Regions from separate parts of the Homo sapiens genome. Here region 2 is linked to region 1. A link is a contact called in ENCODE Hi-C or POLR2A ChIA-PET data. All regions are on one chromosome and are shown on one strand. Each heading gives the region's core, a stretch centred on a gene start or an enhancer-like site at or near the end of the contact. The rest is flanking DNA. Distances are from core to core; before and after follow the strand shown.

Region 1 (6,559 bases), core at 1,301-3,800:
GCGCCAGCGCCTGGGAAGGCACCCGTTACTCAGCAGACCTTGGTCTGGCGGTAGCACCAGCACCTGGGAAGGCACCCGTTACTTAGTGGACCTTGGCCTGGCGGTAGCGCCAGCGCCTGGAAGGCACCCATTACTTAGCAGACCAGGAAAGGGAGTCTCCCTTTCCCTGGGAGAGTTAGCGAGCACTCTGCTCCACCAGTTCTTGTGGGGGGCCTGACATTCCCCAGGCCTGCCCGCAGTCATTGGAGGCTTCAACGTCTCCCTGTGGTGCTGTGCTTCAGTGGTCACGCTCCTTGTCCGCTTTCATATTCCGCCTGTACACCTGCTGCTTCTCTTAAGTTCTTAGAAGATAGCAGTAGCAGAATTAGCGAAAGTATTAGAGTCTTTGATCTCTCTGATAAGTGCATAGAAGAAATGCTAACGTCTGCTGTCCTCCCTCTCTGCTTCAGCTACCACAAAGGGAAAGGCCCCCTGTCACGTGGACAGGTGACTTGCTTGTCCTTATCAATCACTTGAGATGACTCACACTCCTTACCCTGCCCCCTTGCCTTGTATACAATAAATAGCAGTGCGTCCAGGCCTTCAGGGCCACTACCGGACTCTGCGCACTGGTGGTAGTGGCCTCTGGGCCCAGCTGTCTTTCCTACTATCTCTTAGTCTCGTGTCTTATTTTACTACAATCTCTCGTCTTTGCACATGAAGAGAAAACTCACAAGGCCCTGTAGGGCTGGACCCTACACCCCTGAGCCAAGCACACGTGACTCCATGACCCAGCAGCCCCAACAGAAATGTGTACACGCTCGTGCAGTGGACGCACAGACGTAAACATTCACACGGCGAAGCCTGCACCACCACGAGAAGGTGGGGAGGCTTCTCCACATGACGGCATGGATGGACCTCCCCACGGGACGTGGAGCAGGGAAGCCAAACACAAACGCACACCACACGGCTCCACTTCTGAAAAGGAAAACAGGCCAACCTCACCTCGGCTGGCAGCCATCGGGACGGCAGGCAGCCGTGGTGGGGAGCAGGTTTTACAACCAGACATGGCTGCTGGTGGTAACAAGAGGAGCATGAACGGGGCTTGCAGGGGCTAATTTATGTTTCTTTACCTGGTTCACAAGTGAGTTCAGTTTATGGAGTCATCAAACCGTCCACCTGCAATGTGCGTCCTGCATGCGCATTATACAACCATCACTAGTTAATAAACAAACAACAACTGGGCCAGGTGCTGTGGCTCATGCCTGTTTCCCAACAGTTTGGGAGGCTGAGGCAGGAGGATCACTTGAGCCCAGGAGTTCGAAACCAGCCTGGGTAACATGGCAAGACACCCTCTCTACAGGAAACAAGAAAAATAAAAAGAAAATACAAAAAAAAAAAATGCCAAGTGCAGTGGTGTGCCTGTACTCCCAACTACTCAGGAGGCTGAGGTGGGAAGATCACTTGAGCCCAGAGGGTTGAGGCCGCAGTGTGCCATGATCTCACCACTGCACTCTAGCCTGGGCCACAGAACGAGCCTCTGTCTGAAAAAAAAAAAAAAAGCTGTTACTTAAACAAAAAAATCCATGTAGATTCAGATACCTGATGCCCGATGGCACAAAAAAAGCAAGAGAGAGATGACAGATTGTTTTATTAATGGTGTTGGGTAAATTATCACCATAAAGAGTAAGGAAAAGATGAATTTCTTCCCTCATTCTTGCAGTATAAACTACAGATAAATGAAAGACCTCTATGTGAAAGGCAAAACTAAAAGCTAATAAAAATAGTCTTTGAGGCCGGGTGCGGTGGCTCAGCCTGTAATCCCAGCACTTTGGGAGGCTGAGGTGGGCGGATCACCTGAGGTTGGGAGTTTGAGACCAGCCTGGCCAACATGGGGAAACCCCGTCTCTACTAAAAATACAAAATTAGCCAGTTGTGGTGACACCTGCCTAAAATAGGCTGAGGCAGGAGAATCACTTGGACCTGGGAGGCAGAAGTTGCGGTGAGCTGAGATCACACCATTGCACTCCAGCCTGGGCAACAAGAGTGAAACTCTGTCACAAAAAAAAAAAAAATTAAAAAACAGAAATAAATAAAATAGTCTTTGGAAAATTTATTTATGACTCAGGAATAAGGAAAGAATAAATAAGACCCAAAACACAAATCACAGGTGCCAAGGCAAAAAGCTGGCTTTCCACAAAAGAACATCAGGGTCCCTGTTGCGTGAAGGTCCCGTGGCGGCATTTTCCAGCCCATGGACAAGAGGGAAGAGAATCTCCAACAACTGAAACTAATGAGACAAGAGGGAAAAGAATCTCCAAAAAAAACTAAGGAGACAATGGGGAAGAGAATCTCCAAAAGTGAAACTAACCAGGGACCTCTACCTACAGCACATAAAGAATCAACACAAATCAACCAAACTCCAGAATCCTGCAGAAAGTGGGCAGAGAATACGACCAGACAATCTGAGAGGGACGCCCAGATGGAACCGAATACAGCAGGAGCCAATGAGCTTGCCGGTGACCTGCGGGTGGCAGACGGCAGAGGGGGCAGGTCTGCGGCAGGAGCACGGCTGCACTGCCGGGCAGGATGGACTTGGAGGCTGCCCTGAAAATGCCCTGGGCCCTGTGGCTGGGCTGTGGGCGGGTCACCTGACTGTTGAGGTGCCCGGGCCCTGTGGCCGGGCTGCGGGCGGGTCACCCGGATGTTGAGGTGCCCGGGCCCTGTGGCTGGGCTGCGGGCGTGTCACCCGGCTGTTGAGGTGCCCGGGCCCTGTGGCTGGGCTGCAGGCGGGTCACTCGGATGTTGATGTGCCCGGGCCCTGTGGCTGGGCTGTGGGTGGGTCACCTGGCTGTTGAGATGCCCGGGCCCTGTGGCCGGGCTGTGGGCGGGTCACCTGACTGTTGAGGTGCCCGGGCCCCGTGGCCGGGCTGCGGGCGGGTCACCCGGATGTTGAGGTGCCTGGGCCCTGTGGCTGGGCTGCAGGCGGGTCACTCGGATGTTGATGTGCCGGGGCCCTGTGGCTGGGCTGTGGGTGGGTCACCTGGCTGTTGAGATGCCCGGGCCCTGTGGCCGGGTCACCTGACTGTTGAGGTGCCCGGGCCCTGTGGCTGGGCTGCGGGCGGGTCACCCGGATGTTGAGGTGCCCGGGCCCTGTGGCCGGGCTGTGGGCGGGTCACCCGGCTGTTGAGGTGCCCGGGCCCTGTGGCTGGGCTGCGGGCGGGTCACCCGGATGTTGAGGTGCCTGGGCCCTGTGGCTGGGCTGCAGGCGGGTCACTCGGATGTTGATGTGCCCGGGCCCTGTGGCTGGGCTGTGGGTGGGTCACCTGGCTGTTGAGATGCCCGGGCCCTGTGGCCGGGCTGCAGGTGGGTCACCTGACTGTTGAGGTGCCCGGGCCCTGTGGCTGGGCTGCGGGCGGGTCACCTGGATGTTGAGGTGCCTGGGCCCTGTGGCTGGGCTGCAGGCGGGTCACTCGGATGTTGATGTGCCCGGGCCCTGTGGCTGGGCTGTGGGCGGGTCACCCGGCTGTTGAGGTTTTGCTACACATCAGTTACAGCAAAGGTCCCTGCGGGGAGGCACACGTCAGCAGGGCTGGGGAAGGAAGGGAGGCTTGCTAGAGACCCGGGACACAAGGCAGGAGAGGGACCATGCAGGGAGGGCGGGAAGGGCCGAGCACATGGCTCTGCGGGGCATCTGGTGGCACCGGCCCAGCCCTGGCGGTGGTGGGGGTGAGACAGGGCAGGCACGCAGAGGAGCACACCAGGGTGTTCTGGGCGGCAGGACGGCCACCAAGCCTCGACCCTAGAGCCAGAGGACAGGCACAGGCCCCCCTGGGCACGTGGGGCTCTAGTGGAGGGTGCCCGCCTCGGCGGCGATGCTGGGCATCAGTGCAGCTCAGCCTGGGTCTCAGATGCCGAGGGCCTGTGGGTCACACTGGCTGGGCAGCCGTCGAGGTTCTTTACCTTGTGGGGCCGAAGGGTCAGGGTCACCTGCCCCGGGCTTCTCCAGCTCCTCCAAGATCTGTTTGCGAATGGAAGGCGCGGGGACGGAGTGGCTCCTCTTCAGCAGGGGCCCAGCAGCTGCCGGGCGGCCGCCCCCGTGATCTGCTGGGGAGGCAGCCGTAAGCAACCTTGTTTGCACGCACTCCCTGGTGTCTGGTGCAGCCCATTCGGGGCCACGCAGGGAGCAGGGTCCCCACAGTGCCCTGCGCACCTGAACGCGCTCTGGACCAGCCCACCGGCCACCAGGCCTCTGCATCTGCCGGGCCAGCAGGTGAGTGCAAGCGAGTGCCGGCCTCTGACTAGCCCTGGCCCCTCCCCGCCCAATCCCGCCTCCCACATCCCCCTCCTCCCAATCTCCCTCCCCACCCCATCCCCCTTCCCCCAAATCCCCCCTCCCCCCTCAATCCCTCTCCCCCAAATGCCCCCTCCCCCCAATCCCTCTCCCCCAAATGCCCCCTCCCCACCTCAACCCCCTCCCCCCAAATCCCCCCTCCCCACCCCAATGCCCCTCCCCCAAATCCACCCTCCCCACCTCAATCCCCCCTCCCCCAAATCCTCCCTCCCTACCCCAACCCCCTCCCCCAAATCCTCCCTACCTACCCCAACCCCCCATTCCCCGAAATCCCCCTCCCCACCCCAATCCCTCCTCCCCACCCCTTCCACCCCTACCCCAATCCCCCATGCGCCCCACCCCCATCCCTAACCTAACCCCCTGCCCCATTCCGAGGCCTTGCTGCCCTGATTGTCCTGCTGTGGGCCAAGTGCCTTGAAGGCAAACTCCATCCAGGTGGGGCTGCCAGCCAGGCCCTTTCTCAGGGCGTCCCATTGGTGGATGTGGCTGTCTGGGCTCGCCTGGGATGGGCCACGCAGGGCTGCATCTGCCCCTCAGGTGAAACGAGGAAGGAGCCTGGCCTTGCCGACCACACAGGCTGAAGGAGGCTGCCCTGCCTGGACACTGTCCTTACCTACAGAGGCCCATGAGCACCCCCGGCCCTGGTCTCTGCCAAGACCTCATCCAGGACAGCTGCTGCCCCATCAAGTCACATGGACCTAATCCAGTGAAAGAAATGCCATTCAGGCAATGACACATACTCTAAAATACACTTTGAGGCCAGGTGCAGTGGCTCACACCTGTAATCCAAACAATTTGGGAGGCCAAGGTGGGAGGATCACTTGAGACCAGGAGTTCAAGACCACCCTGGACCACGTAGTAAGATGCCATCTTTACAAAAATTTAAAAATAAAAGTAAATGAGCTGGGCCTGGTGGCATGCGCCTGTGGACCAAGCTACTCAGGAGGCTGACGCAGGAGAATCCTTTCAGCCAGTGACATGGGGGTGGCAGTGAGCCAGTACCACACCACTGCACTCCAGACTGGGCAAAAGAGCAAAACCCTGTCTCAATAGTAATAATAATAATTATTATTATTATTATAAAAATAAAATGCATTTCTGGGAAAAAGCACATCAGCCAGAGCTGCGTTTAAAGGTGGCTGTGATCCTCATGGGGTCTCACAAGCACACATGAGTGCAGGAGTAACACCACTCTGCTCACTCCATCCTCACTCACTCAACTCTGTCCACTCCATCCCCCACTCACTCCACTCTGTCCACTCCATCCCCTGTCACTCACTCCACTCTGTCCACTCCATCCCACACTCACTCACTCCACTCTGTCCACTCCATCCCTCACTCACTCACTCCACTCTGTCCACTCCATCCCCACTCACTCACTCCACTCTGCTCACTCCATCCCCCACTCACTCACTCCACTCTGTCCACTCCATCCCCCGTCACTCACTCCACTCTGTCCACTCCATCCCTCACTCACTCACTCCACTCTGTCCACTCCATCCCTCACTCACTCACTCCACTCTGTCCACTCCATCCCACACTCACTCACTCCACTCTGTCCACTCCATCCCCCACTCACTCACTCCACTCTGTCCACTCCATCTCCCACTCACTCACTCCACTCTGTCCACTCCATCCCCCGTCACTCACTCCACTCTGTCCACTCCATCCCTCACTCACTCACTCCACTCTGTCCACTCCATCCCCCGTCACTCACTCCACTCTGTCCACTCCATCCCACACTCACTCACTCCACTCTGTCCACTCCATCCCACACTCACTCACTCCACTCTGTCCACTCCATCCCTCACTCACTCACTCCACTCTGTCCACTCCATCCCCCGTCACTCACTCCACTCTGTCCACTCCATCCCACACTCACTCACTCCACTCTGTCCACTCCATCCCTCACTCACTCACTCCACTCTGTCCACTCCATCCCCCACTCACTCACTCCACTCTATCCACTCCATCCCCCGTCACTCACTCCACTCTGTCCACTCCATCCCTCACTCACTCACTCCACTCTGTCCACTCCATCCCCCGTCACTCACTCCACTCTGTCCACTCCATCCCACACTCACTCACTCCACTCTATCCACTCCATCCCACACTCACTCACTCCACTCTGTCCACTCCATCCCCCGTCACTCACTCCACTCTGTCCACTCCATCCCCACTCACTCACTCCACTCTGCTCACTCCATCCCCCACTCACTCACTCCA
Region 2 (6,559 bases), core at 2,690-5,189, 62 kb after region 1:
ATCTCTACTAAAAATACAAAAATTAGCCGGGCATGGCGGCAGGTGCCTATAATCCCAATTACTCAGGAGGCTGAGGCAGGAGAATCACTTGAACCCAGGAGGTGGAGGTTGCAATGAGCCAAGATTGTACCACTGCCCTCCAGCCTGGGCAATAAGAGCGAAACTCCATCTCAAAATAAATAAATAAATAAAAATAATAAAACTTAAAAAAGAAAGCAGGACTTTTGTCTGTTTAGTTTGCTAAAGTATTCTAATCACCTAGAATAGGGCTCAGCACATAGCATTTGTTGAAAGAATGAATCAGTCCAGAATTATTCAATCATTGCCCTACGGTACCTTTGCTCTGAATTAGCTCAAGGTAGAAGAACCAACCCAAGGAGAGACCTCAAGAAATGAGATCTTTATGGCTCTCAGACGGTTCAAGGCTGTGACAATGAGCAACACAAATAAGAACGCCGCCTTACACACGTGCTCGTCACTCGGACAAGCAGAGGCAGCGTGAGCCACGGCGGAGGTGAGGCCTGCCTGGGGTGGAAGGACAGCTGCTCTGCGTCAGTCTTCTAAGGACAAGATTTTAAGCTGGGCATGTCAAAAAAGCAGAATTCACCCATGAAGGAAACATCCCGTGACGAAACCCTGAGACTGAGGGAATGTGGACTATTTCAGGAAAAGGTGACTGAGAGCATAGGAGCCAAAACAAGGCCGGAGAAGCAGGCGTGGACCAGATTCCACAGGCCTTGGGTAATCGCATCACTATTTTGGATTTTATCCTCAATGAAACAGGAACTGTGAGGGGTTCTAACAATGAGTGAGATGCGATAAAGTGTGTGTGTTTTTAAAACACTTGCTTGGCTACTGTGTGGAGACTGGAACAGTCAGGAATGAAGGCAGGGCCATCACTTGCTGCTCTGCTGTAACAAACTAGATGAGACAGTGGCCCGGATGGGTAGCAGCAGGGAAGGGTCAGATCTTTTCTTCGGCTGTTTGCAAATTCAGCAGCTCCTCTTCTGTCTTTTCTCAGAGACCCGCCCCTCTCACCTGCCATGAGTTATCTCTACCTGGGAAAGAGATGCTAGCCAAAGCTACCTCCTTCCTGGAAACACCAGTTGTTAATTTCTCACTCCCACATCAGCATGCCCCAAATGCAAACCATTCACAAGACCTGGAAAGGAATCTTATTTCTCTCATGCTTCCTTTATTTCTGGAAGATAAACTATATCCAAAAAGGGTGCAGACAAACTTGAAATCCAACATGGCGAAGTCACTATTGTATCCACAGGTATCAGGCAAAAAGCACAGAAACTGGACTTCCAGTAAAAGCATAAAGGATCTGACACCGAGCATATCAGGGAGGCAGGATGGCTCTGCCCACAGGTGCCTGCTCCTCCAACACCCTGGCCAACACCACCCAAGACCCTGCACTGCCTGAGGCAAGCTATACTTTGCTCTCTAAAGAATAAGTGGGCGGGGCAAGGTGGCTCACGCCTGTAATCCCAGCACTTTGGGAGGCCGAGGCGAGTGGATCACGAGGTCAGGAGATCAAGACCACCCTGGCTAACACAGTGAAACCCCGTCTCTACTAAAAATACAAAAAATTAGCCGGGCGTGGTGGCGGGCACCTGTAGTCCCAGTTACTCGGGAGGCTGAGGCAGGAGAATGGCGTGAACCTGGGAGGCGGAGCTTGCAGTGAGCCGAGATCGCGCCACTGCACTCCAGCCTAGGCAACAGAGCAAGACTCCATCTCAAAAAAAAAAAAAAAAAAAAAAAGAATAGCTAAGTGGGCCGGGTGCAGTGGCTCACACCTGTAATCCCAGCACTTTGGGAGGCCGAGGCGGGAGGATCACGAGGTCAGGAGATCGAGACCATCCTGGCTAACACGGTGAAACCCCATCTCTCTAAAAAAAAAACTACAAAAAATTAGCTGGACATGGTGGCGGGTGCCTGTAGTCCCAGCTACTCAAGAGGCTGAGGCAGGAGAATGGCGTGAACCCAGGAGGCAAAGCTTGCAGTGAGCTGAGATTGCATCACTGCACTCCAGCCTGGGCAACAGAGTGAGACTCTGTCTCAAAAAAAAAAAAAAAAAAAAAAAAAAAAGAATAGCTAAGTGATGAGCGCCAACTATAGCCTTTGTTCCAGAAAGTACATTCTCCAAAAAAGAAAAAAAATAGTGGCCAGGCGCAGTGGCTCACACCTGTAATCCCAACACTTTGGGAGGCTGAGGTGGGCGCATCATGAGGTCAGGAGATAGAGACCAGCCTGACCAACATGGTGAAACCCTGTCTCTACTAAAAACACAAAAATTAGCTGGGTGTGGTGGCAGGCGCCTGTAATCCCAGCTACTTGGGAGGCTGAGGCAGTAGAATCGCTTGAACCTGGGAGGTGGAGATTGCAGTAAGCCAACATCGTGCCACTGCACTCTAGCCTGGCAAAAGAGCAAGACTCAGTTTCAAAAAAAAAAGTACACTTTCCATAAAAGGTCTTCAAGATCCCAACATAACTGGAATCACAGCTGTGGCACAGGCCTCCCTCTCTCCCTCCGCCCCTTCCTCAGCAAGCCTTCCATCAGAGGTGACCGGTGGAGGAATACTGACCTGAATACACAATTTCTGGATGCCAGTAATTGAAAGCAGCAATCCAGGCCTCGAATTGATGTGCCTGCCATGAGGCCACTTTCTGCAGCCTGGGCCTCGTCTCATTCACCATCAGGAGGTGGAGCTGCCCTGTGGAGTCACTGCTGATGATCTTCAAGGGCTGGTCCCCGGCCCTAGACACAGGGAACCCATGAAGAAGCCCGGCAGAATGTTATTCGTCAGCCTCTTCTGGTTCCCAAACAAGTCCTGAGAGACGGTCTCCACAGCCCTGGGATGCGGATATGCCCCTTAAGAGACTGGCGGCTAAGATCACAACCACTGCTAAGCTTGTCAAAGACACCAGTGTCGACTTCTCTAGGTAAAAACACTATCGCTATGTATCTAAAATGGGGGACCTTTTTTTCATAATAGGACTGGCAGTGATGATGTCAGGGCTGAGGAGCACAGTCGCAGCTCGCTGAAGGTGGCTGGAGCCCTCTAGCCTGAAAAGTGGAAGTGGTTCTCAGAGAAAGACTCAGGACCCCTGACCAAGCCTGGCCCTTACCTTCCAGTTTTCCCAGTGGACCAATCTAGGGACAAAGCCAGACACTGCTCCTCCAGGGCAAGGCTGGACAATGGCTCCAGCACGTGGCTCTTCTACTGGAGAAGAAGAAACTCCATCAAAGGGAAGTAGCCGCCCCAGAACCCCCAAAAGACTTTTCCTCTCCTGCAGGGAAGTCATCGTTCCCTCATTTACAACCTATGCGAATGAAGTACATCAGTCACTGAGTCACACCTCCACCTAACACTGAAACCCCTGCTAGGGGCCCCGAGAAGACCTGGGGACACTGGAGCTCACACTCCTCACACTTGCAGGACAACTTTCCCACAGGCTTGATCTTGGGGCATGGTCTCCCTCCCTTTCACACCCCCTTGCCATCCTTGCGCTCCTAGATGCTGTCGAGATGCCTGTGCAGGCTCCAGACCACAGTGGCACACACAGTTTCCCACCCCAGGCCTCCAGGGCCACTGGAACACTCGCCTCCCGAGACAGAGACAATGGGGAAACTCCTCTGGTTTCCACTTCAGAAGCCGCGAGCAGCCATGAGAACGTGGTTGCTCTTTATGCAGATCTATATAAATTTCATTTCCTAAACAGCCTGGCCAGTGCTTAACTCCATCCCTGCTCCCAGCAGGCTGCTGTACCAAAGCCCTTTCCTGGGTTCATGCACTCCTCCCTTGGGCCCACAGCTTTCCTGTGGCTGCTCTTTCCCTCCTTTCTAAGACAGGGCAACTGCTCTAAGCTGCCTTAAGCAAGGCCTTTTCCTACACAGGCCCTCGGTTGGCCCAGCCCCGCCTGCAGCATCTGCATCGGAGTGAGGGCGTGGTTTCAGGCTGTTTACATCACCCCACTACGGGACATCCCCGTTCTCCTCCCCGACAGCTATCAGATGAAGTCACTTTGTTAATGCATGGCTCCAGAGCACTGTGAGAAACTCGGAAAAATTCACACAGGACTCACGTGCTTTTCCAATAATCAGTGAGAAATGCCATCTTCACACAGGATGCTCACTGCTACTCTGGGCCCCAGCATCAACCTAAGAATGCTTGCCCAGGCTCTCCTTAGAGAACTTTCAGATCCACTGACAGGTCAATGAACATCCTGTCACTTCAGCCCTTCTGCTGGTGACACATGAGGTGACTTCCTCTTGGAGTTGGATGTAGAACGCAATACAACTTAAAAATAGACTCCACATTATCTTAGAACGTTTATATATAGCTCACCATTGAAGAGAGATCGTTTTAGAAAAATGTCTGTATCAGCACAGCCTCCTCCCCAACCCTCTCTATTCAGGTCCCTTCTGCCCCACAGAACAAGTGCAAGTCACTGACCTCAGATTCCACCAGGCGGAGCAGTTGTATGGATCCACTGGCATCTGCCAAGCCCAAGAGGGCATGTCCAGCCACCGGGATGTGACACCTGAGGAGAGGGCCCACCATAAGCACACCAATGTGCCCGGAGCACAGGCGTGCACTGTGCGTCCCGGTAACCACAGTCACGCTTCCCTTAACAACGGGGCTGCAGTCCACGCAAACCCAGCTGGGACATCCTACTACACACCTTGATTATATGGTATGGCCCACTGCTCCTATGCCACAAACCTTACAGCATGTTACTGCAGGCAAGTGTGACACAACAGGAAGTGGTTGTATATCTAAACATAGAAAAGATACAGTAAGAATACAATATAAAGGATAAAAAACAGGTGGCCGGGCATGGTGGCTCACACTTGTAACCCCAACACTTTGGGAAGCTGAGGTAGGAGGATGACTTGAGGTAAGGAGTTCGAAACCAGCCTGAGCAACATAGCAAGACCCTGTTTCTACAAACTAACAAACAAACAAAAATGAGGTGTGGTAAGGCCAGGCGTCGTGGCTCACGCCTGTAATCCCAGCACGTTGGGAGGCTGAGGCGGGTGGATCACGAGGTCAGGAGATCAAGACCATCCTAATAACATGGTGAAACCACGTCTCTACTAAAAATACAAAAAAATAAGCCGGGTGTGGTGGCGGGCGCCTGTAGACCGAGCTCTTAGGGAGGCTGACGCAGGAGAATGGCGTGAACTCAGGAGGCGGAGCTTGCAGTGAGCCGAGACCGCGCCACTGCACTCTAGCCCGGGCGACAGAGCGAGACTCCGTCTCAAAAAAAAAAAAAAGAGGCATGGTGGCATCTACCTGAAGTCTGAAGTCTCAGCTACTCGAGAGGCTGAGACAGAGAATTGCTTGAGCCCAGGAGTTCAAGGCTGCAGTGAGCTATGATCACGTGACTGCATTCCAGCCTGGGCAACGGAACAAAACCCTGCCTCAAAAAAAAAAAAATTAAAAAGGATAAAAACTGGTACACCTGTATAGGGCATCTCCATTACGTTAAGGCACCACCATGGTATACGTGCTCCATTGTTGACCAAAACATAATTATGCCACACACCACTGCATTTAAATCTCAGCTCCAAAAGTGGGCTAGAGCCTACAACTGTGTTCTCAAACAAAAGACGCCCCAGGTTATGAAGTCAGAAAACTCCCATCACTTCCCCGGCTGGAACATGACAAAGGAAATAAGCCCCAGGTAAAGCACTCCCCAGGTGGAAGATAGGCGGGACAGCAAAGAAACAAATCCAAAGTTGAGATGCAATGCCTGTCTTGTTGAAGGCATCAGGCATCAGGCTTCCCTGATTGCTACTCATGACAAATTCTACACCCAGTGGGATTATCACAGTTATACCATTTCATGTCCAGGATTGCAGAAGTATCTTTTCTTTGGACCTCGACCAGAGGGTGAATAGAGTTGTTGTCATTGAAACTGTACAGGAAGAGACGGCCTAAACGGACCTGAGGCTCCTTAACTTCCATTCCACCCTACAAAAAATGCAGAGGTAGTCTCTGATTATCCCAAGACACGAAGGAACCCAAAGGATGGGAAAAGGGATCCAAGGAACTCAAAGGTTTGCCATGACTAAAGGAGTGGAATTCTGCCTGGAAGGAGAACCTCTGGTTTTCTGAGCTGGAGAAACGTCTATTAATGAGTAGGTGAACACTCCTGGACCCAGTAGAGAAGGCTCCTTCTAAACCGGCCAACAGGGACCAGCTATGGCTAGGGTAACCACAGAACCCAGTTTGCCTGGGACAGTCCTGACTTACGCCTGTTGTTCCAGTGCCCAATTTGGATCCTAATATGTACCCACCAGAAGTTAAGATATAATTCCCACTTTCTCTTTACTGTACATTCCACCCATTCCCTTGGGCCACACCTGTATATAGAAGACGTTCTGCTCTCAAGATTTTAAAGTTGGCCGGGGGCGGTGGCTCGTGCCTGTGGTGCCAGCTACTCAGGGGGTTGAGGCGGGAGGATGCCCTGAGCCCTGGAGTCCGAGGCTGCACTCCAGCCTGGGTGACAGTGCAAGACCTTGTCTCAGAAAAAAGTAATTTCT

What was found. A loop is a pair of places that touch in the nucleus more often than their neighbours do. ChIA-PET counts read pairs that join two places held with the same protein, here RNA polymerase II (POLR2A). Pooled maps may share reads with other maps.
Region 2: a loop to region 1 is called in a pooled map, with 2.8 times the contacts of the local background. The contact joins two enhancer-like sites. A Hi-C loop is called at or near these places in 1 of 168 maps with a recorded cell type or tissue (breast epithelium) and 1 of 50 pooled maps. POLR2A ChIA-PET finds 5 or more read pairs at or near these places in 2 of 52 experiments (CD4-positive, alpha-beta T cell and activated CD4-positive, alpha-beta T cell).

Annotation. Positions count from the first base shown.
Region 1 is chr9:137,511,437-137,517,995 of GRCh38, forward strand. It overlaps PNPLA7 (patatin like domain 7, lysophospholipase), which reads right to left. Exons shown (of 35, transcript NM_001098537.3): 12 at 3,943-4,083. Among named protein-coding and RNA genes, the nearest start is that of PNPLA7, 36 kb to the right of the region's middle. Within about 2 kb of position 2,551, at least 3 of the 41 ENCODE cell types and tissues checked have a DNase peak (open chromatin) inside an H3K27ac peak, as active enhancers do.
Region 2 is chr9:137,571,617-137,578,175 of GRCh38, forward strand. It overlaps DPH7 (diphthamide biosynthesis 7), which reads right to left. Exons shown (of 9, transcript NM_138778.5): 2 at 5,854-5,987; 3 at 4,464-4,551; 4 at 3,136-3,227; 5 at 2,592-2,764. Among named protein-coding and RNA genes, the nearest start is that of DPH7, 4.0 kb to the right of the region's middle. RefSeq lists enhancers at 3,821-4,115, 4,045-4,854. Within about 2 kb of position 3,940, at least 2 of the 41 ENCODE cell types and tissues checked have a DNase peak (open chromatin) inside an H3K27ac peak, as active enhancers do.